Regions from separate parts of the Homo sapiens genome. Here region 2 is linked to region 1. The links are chromatin loops, found by intact Hi-C in ENCODE. Cell type or tissue: tibial artery. All regions are shown on one strand. Each heading gives the region's core, and the rest is flanking DNA. Links, peaks and the distances in the headings are about the cores only. Region 1 overlaps PCAT4 (prostate cancer associated transcript 4). Region 2 overlaps ANTXR2 (ANTXR cell adhesion molecule 2).

Region 1 (4,407 bases), core at 180-4,179:
TATTTGCAATCATATTTGCAATCATATACTTCATCTAACCTTTAAAACTAATGTCAACACAGAGTTTTGAGGTTTTAAAATTTGTTTATTCAAAGAAAACCTGGAAGCGTGTATCCCACTGTGAAATGCTCAAAAAAATATGCCAAGCAGAGGAAGTTGAAAACAATGTTTGTGAATTCTGAATTCATCTTGTTTGCTATGTTTTACGGCACCAGATTCTCAAGCTTTTTGAGAAATGCTCAGAGATGAGTGGAAAGTGTTTTAAAATCAGAAATGACATGTGTCAGTGTCTATCTTCCATAGCAGGGAGACTTCCCTTTGTGTAAAGGGCAGCCAAGCATTGTCTTTGGCTCTTCTTGCACGCATCCCGATGACATAAATGGGAGGGTCAGATTGAAATCTTTCCAGACTTGGATACATCATGTTTTGAACTCTTTAGATCTAGATATTATGATAATTTCCAGGCTTAGAATTAGAAATAATGAGAATTAAATGCCCTCATTAGGTACTTTTCTAAAGGTTTCAAACATAACTTAATTGGGCCAACTCCTGATGTAATAAACAAGGAAAGTTTCCCACATCCCTGTGTAGAAGTATACTGCATCAACATGATTAATATTTTCATGTTCCAGAAATTCTTTTACTTTGGCTTACCATGACCTTAGATTCCCTAATAGTCACTTGTTTACATATTTTTTCTATTTTAAATTATTTTATTTTATTTTTGTGGGTACATAGTAGGTGTATATATTTATGGAGTACACAGATGTTTTGATACAGGCATACAATGTACAACAAACACATCATGAAGAATGGGGCATTCATCCCCTCAAGTATTTACCCTTTGTCTTATATCAAGTGAAATAATCCAGGCCTAACAATCATTTGTTTTAGACATCCTCTGAAACCAGATTCTAAGATAAAGCTTCTGTAGAGGTAGTTTATTTATGAAGCAATCTTTGAAAGCAAGAAGTGGTGAAAGATTGAATAGGAAAGAGGAAAAGCAAATGCAATAATGCATTATTGAGTCTGCCACAGCAGCAGTGCCCAGTTCTATGGGTCACTGTGAAGAGTTTTATGGTATGCGCTTCAGAATTGGTCCAAAAGGAGTAGAGAAGATATCCTTCCTTTAGCTTCTGTGTCCCATTGGTCAAGGAACACCTCGCTGATATTTACTCCCTTGCACTTCTGAATGATGCATTAAGTTCTTGCAGAATTTCCATGTGGGCACATCAAACCAACCAAACAAAACCCAGCTGGAATTGAGAGATATTTAGCCCAGGCCTGTATCAAGTGCTGTCAGGTTGCACTTTTGGGAAACTAATTGAAACCTTCAAAGAACTGATCAACACCGCAGTCTTGGAGTAGGCTATAAAGAAGATTCGAAGTAGAGCCCAAGAGGTATCATTCCTTTTACCTACAGTTCATCTCTTTCACCTCTCAGTTATTCTTATTCCCTCCAGTCCATCACAGAATCTTTTTCAAGGTAGTGGCCAAACTTGCAAGGATTTAATAACAGAGTTGAACTAATAGTAGAGTTGAATGAACTACAGTCATCACTAGTCATAGCTAGTCCTAAAGCCACGATCAATATTTTCTCTTTTCCACCATCTATTTTGAATTTTCCTTATATTTGTCCAGTAGCTGGTCTAGTTGTATGCCTTGTAGAGAGATCCCAGAACTAAGGGTTTGAAGCCCTAGTTTCCTTGCCCTTGCTGGACTGTGGTCACTGAAGTTGCTGATTCTGTTATCACTGAGTGTAGAAGCTCCAAAAGACATCCCAGTGAGTCTCCTCCTTTCCAGATACATTCTTGCTTGATCTCAATGTGTAACAGCAATTCTAATTCCTCATGGAAATCAAGGTCAATTATTATCCCCAGTGTAGTTAACTCTTTGTCTGCTGATCCTCCAGCATGATGAGTTCAGCACGACCAGTGATAGTCATAGCTTCAAGCATAGTAGAACCCTTAAAGTGATACACTGATGGAAGCAGTCCATCCTAGGAAATAGGACTTCTAATACAACCTAAAATGGCAGTGACAGGAAGCACATATTCTGAAAGTGAGCCACTGAGAGTGATGGTGAAAATCACCAACGCTACTTCTACCTTTGGTTTCCAAACCTGTGTACATTTTCTACTGGGGATACAGGACTGGGAATGGGCTATTGGTTCAGAGTATAAGCCACATTCTAAGGGACTGCATCCCAACCTCACAAGATGTTATCCTTGAGCTGTTGCCTTTGCAAAGCCACTTAACATCATATCCTATTGTTTCATCAGACTAACTGCTTCTGGGTGATGAGGTGTCTAATAGATCCAATGGATTCTGTGAGTATGTACACATTCTTACATCTTCTTTGCTGTTAGTGTCTACTAGTGTGAGGCAATGTTGTATGTAATACCATATCAATGGTTCAGGTAAATAATAGTAGTGTTGGAAAAATTTTCTCTAGGTATGAAATGAAAAGCCAGATTTCAATTGAAATTAGACAGTTGGATAGTCTCAGGGATGGTGTCACATTGCTGCTAGTGTTAAGGCATTCCATAGAGGCAGTAACTAGATCATTTGTGGTAAGTGAAAGCCCATGCTATTTAGTCCTCTATCCCCATTTAGTTCTGTATCTCATTATGTCAGGGTTATCCTCTATCCTTGAGTCAATAGCCATTTCATTCATGACTCATTATGTCCGCAAAAATGTGGCTGAGTAAATAAGATGGTTGACACCCAAAGGAGGGATCATCTTGTCCAGTTGGTTGTTGGGTGCCTATTCTGTGATGGATGCTCTTCAGTGGGTATTAATGTGAGTCATGATATTTGCATATTCACATACTCTGTGCCCACTTCCATTATTTTATCCACTTCCTTCTTTTCCAGACTTCTATGCCTCTGATCTTTGATTATTGTTCCTTCAGGTGCAGGAGTCAATGCCTGAATTGGGACAAGAGGCCCAGACTTTTATACCACTTCAAGTGCTAGTTTTTGAGTGAGCCATCTTTGACATCAAGTCCAGTTGGGCTTTCAGATAACTGTAGTTTCAGCCAACATCTGAGTACAACCATTTCAGAGCCCCATAGAGTAAATGGTCTAGCCAAGCCCTAGCCTAACAAATGAGGGACAAAGTGAAGTGTTTGCTTCTATAGGTTGGGGGTAATTTGTTAGGCACCAAAAAAACTAGAATCGGTTACTATGTGCCAAGTACTCTGCTCCATCTCCATGCATTATCTCAGTCAACATCTTTACTCCTGACAACACTGCAAAATAAGTGTTATTTTCATTTTAGAGATGAGGAAAGTAAGCTTCAAAGAGGTTAACATTCTTGCAATGCCATGCAGCTAAGAAGAGAAAGAGGTGAAATTCAAATCCAGTCTAACTGTTACCTGAGAAATAAGATTAAAAGAAACAAATTTACAGAGTAACGCCCACTCTTTAAGCAGGAAAATAATTGGCAACATACATGATATTAATTGATTTAGAAATACCCATGTTCAATAAAATAATTACAACATCTTCTAGAGTTCAGCATGCGCAGGCTGGAAATGAAAAATTTGGCTGAGAGGGCCCTAGTGAAAAACAAATTTAACTATTACCATATGAATGTTGTTGCCTGAGTAGTGTTGATGCCAAATTGCTGAGCAAAAGGTATTGGAAATAATCTGTAACAATTTTTGTAAAGATGTTTTGGCATGAAAATGAGGAGCCATTTTATTTTGAAATACTGAAAAGCATGAGTGAAAACATAATTAGTATCTATAAAATGTGAATAAATAGAGTGCTTTGCTTTAAGTGACCTTTGATGAATTTTAGTTCTTTCTTTCTTTATATATTTTTTTCTTTTTGAGACAGAGTCTCACTCTTGTTGGCCAGGCTGGAGTACAGTGGCACACGATCTCAGCTCACTTTAGCCTCTGCCTCCTGAATTCGAGCGATTCTCCTGCCTCAGCTCCCGAGTAGCTGGGATTACAGGCACGTGCCACCACACCCAGATAATTTCTGTATTTTTAGTAGAGAAGGGGTTTCACCATATTGGCCAAGCTGGTCTTGAACTTCTGACCTCAGGTGATACACCTGCCTCAGCCTCCCAAAATGCTGGGATTATAGACATGAGTCACTGCACCTGGCCAATTCTAGTTCTTTAATGTGCCATTACCTATTTAACCTAATCCCCCCAAAGGAGAAATCAGTTTCTTTCCTTATCATAGTTTATAGGTCTAATTTATCATGCTTTGTAGGTCTATTGTCAAAACAGAAATATCAAATTTCTTCAGTGGTTCTTTCCTATATCCTTCTATATAATATTTGGTACTTAGGGAATAGGTTGGATGTTCAGGTTAAATTTATTAGGATTTGATTTGCTTGATCCATGGTTGTCAAATGTGAGAGTGCATAGAGTGATCTTGGAATGCAT
Region 2 (4,407 bases), core at 165-4,164, 51 kb before region 1:
TGTCAGTGGGTGATCCAAAATAAATTGTTAAAGTTATTAAAATGTACATTTAAGTAGGTTTCAGTTTGACTAGAAATAATTGGCAAGAAGGCAAGAACTAGTCTTCTAGAGCAGGGATCCCATCCCCCAGGTCATGGACTGGTACTGGTCCATGGCCTGTTAGAAACCAGGCCACACAGCAGGAGATGAGTGGAAAGCAAGTGAAACTTCATGGGTATTTACAGCAATTCCCCGTCGCTCGCATTACCACCTGAGCTGTGTCTCCTGTGAGATCAGCAGCAGCATTAGATTCTCAAGGAGCACAAACCCTTTTGGAACTGTGTGTGAGGGATCTAAGTTGCGCATTTCTTATGAGAATCTAATACCTGATGATCTGTTGTTGTCTCCCACCACCCCCAGATGGGACCATCTAGTTGCAGGAAAACAAGCTCAGGCTCCCACTGATTCTACATTATAGTGAGTTGTGTAATTATTTCATTATATATAACAATGTAATAATAATAGAAATAAAGTACATAATAAATGTAATCCACTTGAATTATCCTGAAACCATCCCCACCCCCCACCCCCCGGTCTGTGGAAAAATTGGCTTCCACGAAACTGGTCCGTGGTGCCAAAAATATTGGGTATGGTTGTTCTAGGGTGTAGACTATGAAAAAGATATGCATTGTCTCCATGAACTAAAAGGCAAGGTGATTTTAAACAATTTAGATGCCAAACAAAGAAACCAAAAGCTTCCAAAGTAATAAATGATAGAGAAAGGAAATTGTTACATCATGTGCCAAATTAGAAGCAAATCTAAACTTCTTATCATGTACTCCACCATCTGATTTGTATAAGTAATTGGGGAAAGAAAAACTCACAATATAAAACAAGATTGACTAGTTCTAGCAGATGACACCTGTAAATAGAATTTTTACTAGTTGAAATTCTGATGTGAAATGAAGCCATTATTATTATCACAATAAAGTGTTCTTTTTAGTTCTTTTTTTAATATCCTCTAGTTCTGAAAGTCTCTGTTAATTAAACAGCAATGACAGACCTGCATCTTCTGTAAATACTTTGTTTGTGTGAGGCTGTCACATGGAAAGAAAGATTATATTTTAAACAATATGTTCAAGTGTAAAAAATCTTCAACAAATTCTTAATGTTTTACAAAATGGGGAAAAATTTTAGTAGTTTTAACATCTTGGAATTCTTCATAATAAGCTAGGTGTCTCAGAAAGCTTGAAAGGATTTTAAATAATTATTTTAAAGGATATCAAAGACTAAATTGTGACCTGGAATATTCAGTGTACTTTTTCTCATTTTTAGAGGTAGTGATATGATTACAATAACACAATACTAAAAAAAGAGAAGAAAATTACAATGACATTATTGGTAGCTCAGCATCTCTGTATTACTGTCAACACTCAAAAAGCTCTGAGGTGGTGAATTTATACAGTTAAATCAATGATTTTTAAAATTCTAACTCAAAATGATAGAGAAAAGCCAATCTATAATTTATTTTAAAACTATAACATTTATTGAGCTGGCAGAGTAAAAATATCATACTCCTCAAATTATTCCTTTAAAATCATTAATAAAACAGAAGGTATCACTTTGCCTTAAAAATATTTTCCTTAATTTCAAAAATCAGTCTGATAAATCTCAACCCAGGGTCATTACTGCATATGTTTATCATTTCTAACTTTTCAAGAACACTTTGAACATCAATTAACTCGAGAAGAGAGGGCTTGTATTAGTTTCCTCTTGCTGCTGTAACAAATTACCACAGTTGCTTAACACAACACAAATGTATTCTCTTACAGTTCTGGAGATCAGAAGTCCCAAATCTATTTCAATTAGGTAAAGTTAAGGTTTCAAGAGGACTAGCTCTTTCTAGAGGCTCAGAGAGAAGAACTTATTTCTTTGCCTGAAGTAGCTTCTAGCGGCTGCCAGTATTCCTTAGCCTGTGGCCCCTTCCTTCATCCTCAAAGCCTAGCACTCCAAGCTCTGCTTCAGTCATTGCATCCCCTGTTGTGACTGCTCTGCTGCCTCCCTCTTATAAGGACCACTCTGACCACATTGAACCCACTTAGATTATCCTAGATAATCTTTCTGCGTCAAAACCCTTAACATAATCATGCCTGCGGAGTCCTTTTTGCCGTAGAAGGTAACAATCACAGGTTCTGGGGATTAGGATGTGGACATCTTGAGGGTCCATTGTTCAGCCCACAACAAAGCTTATAATCATTTTCATTTCATTGAATATTTGCTTGTATCTGACACCATAAGAAGATATACAAGATGAATTCTGCTTTCTACTTTAGAACCTTACCTGCCCAAATTTCTTGTTACACTGTTTTTTTGTTTTGTTTTGTTTTGTTTTTGTAACTCCATTTGTCCCCTTTCTACTGCTTTATATTTTACTTGAGATTTTTCTCAGAAAAGGAAAAATGCCAGGGAATAAAGTTTTTTCGCCAGATGAAAAACTTCGTCCAAAACTGAGAAACACATGTCAGGTTATTGTTGCCTCTGGAGCATTTACTTGGCCTATCTGCACATGCCCGGAAGTTAAACCTAGAGTCAGTGCCTATAATATTTTCTTCTGTCATACTGAAAATCCACTTAGAAGGTATTGAAACATCACCAGCGACAAAGAACAAAAATAAGTTGACATTCTAATGTTAACATCAGTAATAGACATATGAATCTTAGAAAGCTTTCCCCACCTGCTAATTGTTTTTTCTAGAATAAAAAAAAAAAAAGGAGAGTGATTTTAAAGTCGATAAAACTAGGCCGAGTGTGGTGCCTCATGCCTGTAATCCCAGCACTTTGGGATGCTAAAGCTGGTGGATTGCCTGAGGTCAGGAGTTCGAGACCAGCCTGCCCAACATGGTGAAACCCCATCTCTACTAAAAATACAAAAATTACCCAGGCGTGGTGGTGGGCACCTGTAATTCCAGCTATTCGGGAGACTGAGGCAGGAGAATTGCTTGAACCCAGGAGGTGGAGGTTGCAGTGAGCCGAGATAGTGCCACTGCACTCCAGCCTGGGTGAGAGAGCGAGACCCTGTTTCACAAAACAAAAATAAAAATAAATAAATGCAATAGAACTAACACCCATTTTAAATATTTTTCAAGTAGTAATCTCAAAGAAGACATCAATAAAATTGAGAAACTTTAAAATGAAAGAAGTAAAAGGGATCAGATTCTCCCGGTAGATTTTCCCTAAAACATAACATTATGTGCCATGCACCTTGAGTTCTCAGAAAGAAATTATTGTATACACGCAATAGGAATAGTTTCCACATCTCTCATATTTTTGTACTTTATATAGCTACACATGCACACACAGACACTCCTTTCTAAGTACTGTTACATTTGAAAATGCTATGAATGACCTACAATATGAACTTTCATGCACTTTGTGATCCTAAGCCTATCCCTGATTATTCATGTGAAGTAATTTGACATCTCTAAATAGTGAGTTCCTAACATGTTTAGAGGAAATCAGGCAAATCACTTGATAACATTAATAACATATTATTTTACAATTTTCCAAAGTATTTTTATATATTTTTTGTTGTTTTTATTTAATAAATATATACCAGATGCACATGACATATACAGTGCTAATTTGGCCAAAATCTAGGCAAATTTTATGATAAATTGCATTATAAGGGTATGGGTGAAGGGTGGAAGGACCTTCTCTTGAAACTCAGTAAAAAAGTCTTATAGCATGAATCCTGAGTGGCCCATTTAAAGATAAACCCTGATCACATAAAATGAGATTTAATGCTAAATGAGGCCTGTTTTATACAGGTGCCCCTAGATAAACTGTGCGGCTGAGAGTATCTCATTTTGCTGCCACACAATTTTCAGTGTACATTAACAGCCTTCCCGTGAAATCAAAATGCTTTTAAATCATTCTATTTGTTGCAAAACATTACTTTGGCCTATGTACAGAGAAGTTTAGCCACATAAAAATTTAATATCCCCTAAGGGTAAACAAAACAAAACAAAATACCATAAAAATGATGAGGTTAAGAAGGTTTACATGATTCCTAGCAAAAAGCAGGGGTTCCTAGGAAATTATTTTCAGGGCTAGCTGAAGGACCTTTTGATAGCGATCATTGCTTTATCACAATTGCAGAAGCAGTTAATGTTGGACAAGAAAGGAAAGAAAACCCAAGACAGTGAAAGGATAATTAAGAGTCTTAGTTTTAATTTCCAAGGATTATATGGTGACGTGATTATTTCACAATGGAAAACTGAACAGATAGATTTATATTTTGCTGTTTTACCTTGTGATAATAAGCTATCCCAGGTATTTATTCTATTTTAACAGCAACATGTGCTCCTCATTTTACCAACTGATCCACACAAAGCAGGTAAAGAAAAATGTTGCTTTGGATGAAACCAG

The links. Peaks named below come from ENCODE experiments on the same cell type or tissue, not always from the same donor. Only the 100,000 strongest peaks of a DNase experiment are listed, where the experiment ranks them.
Region 2: it touches region 1 in a loop (11-fold over the local background); 1 of 110 quality-filtered maps calls a loop at or near these places.

What each region holds. Positions count from the first base shown.
Region 1 is chr4:79,846,795-79,851,201 of GRCh38, reverse strand. The region is part of intron 1 of PCAT4 (prostate cancer associated transcript 4); the gene reads right to left. Among named protein-coding and RNA genes, the nearest start is that of PCAT4, 22 kb to the right of the region's middle. In tibial artery, for the core only: no CTCF peak of the experiment used is centred there; no DNase peak of the experiment used is centred there.
Region 2 is chr4:79,897,738-79,902,144 of GRCh38, reverse strand. It overlaps ANTXR2 (ANTXR cell adhesion molecule 2), which reads left to right. Exons shown (of 17, transcript NM_058172.6): 17 at 1-999. Among named protein-coding and RNA genes, the nearest start is that of PCAT4, 72 kb to the right of the region's middle. RefSeq lists a silencer at 3,264-3,464. In tibial artery, for the core only: no CTCF peak of the experiment used is centred there; a DNase peak (open chromatin) is centred at 2,018.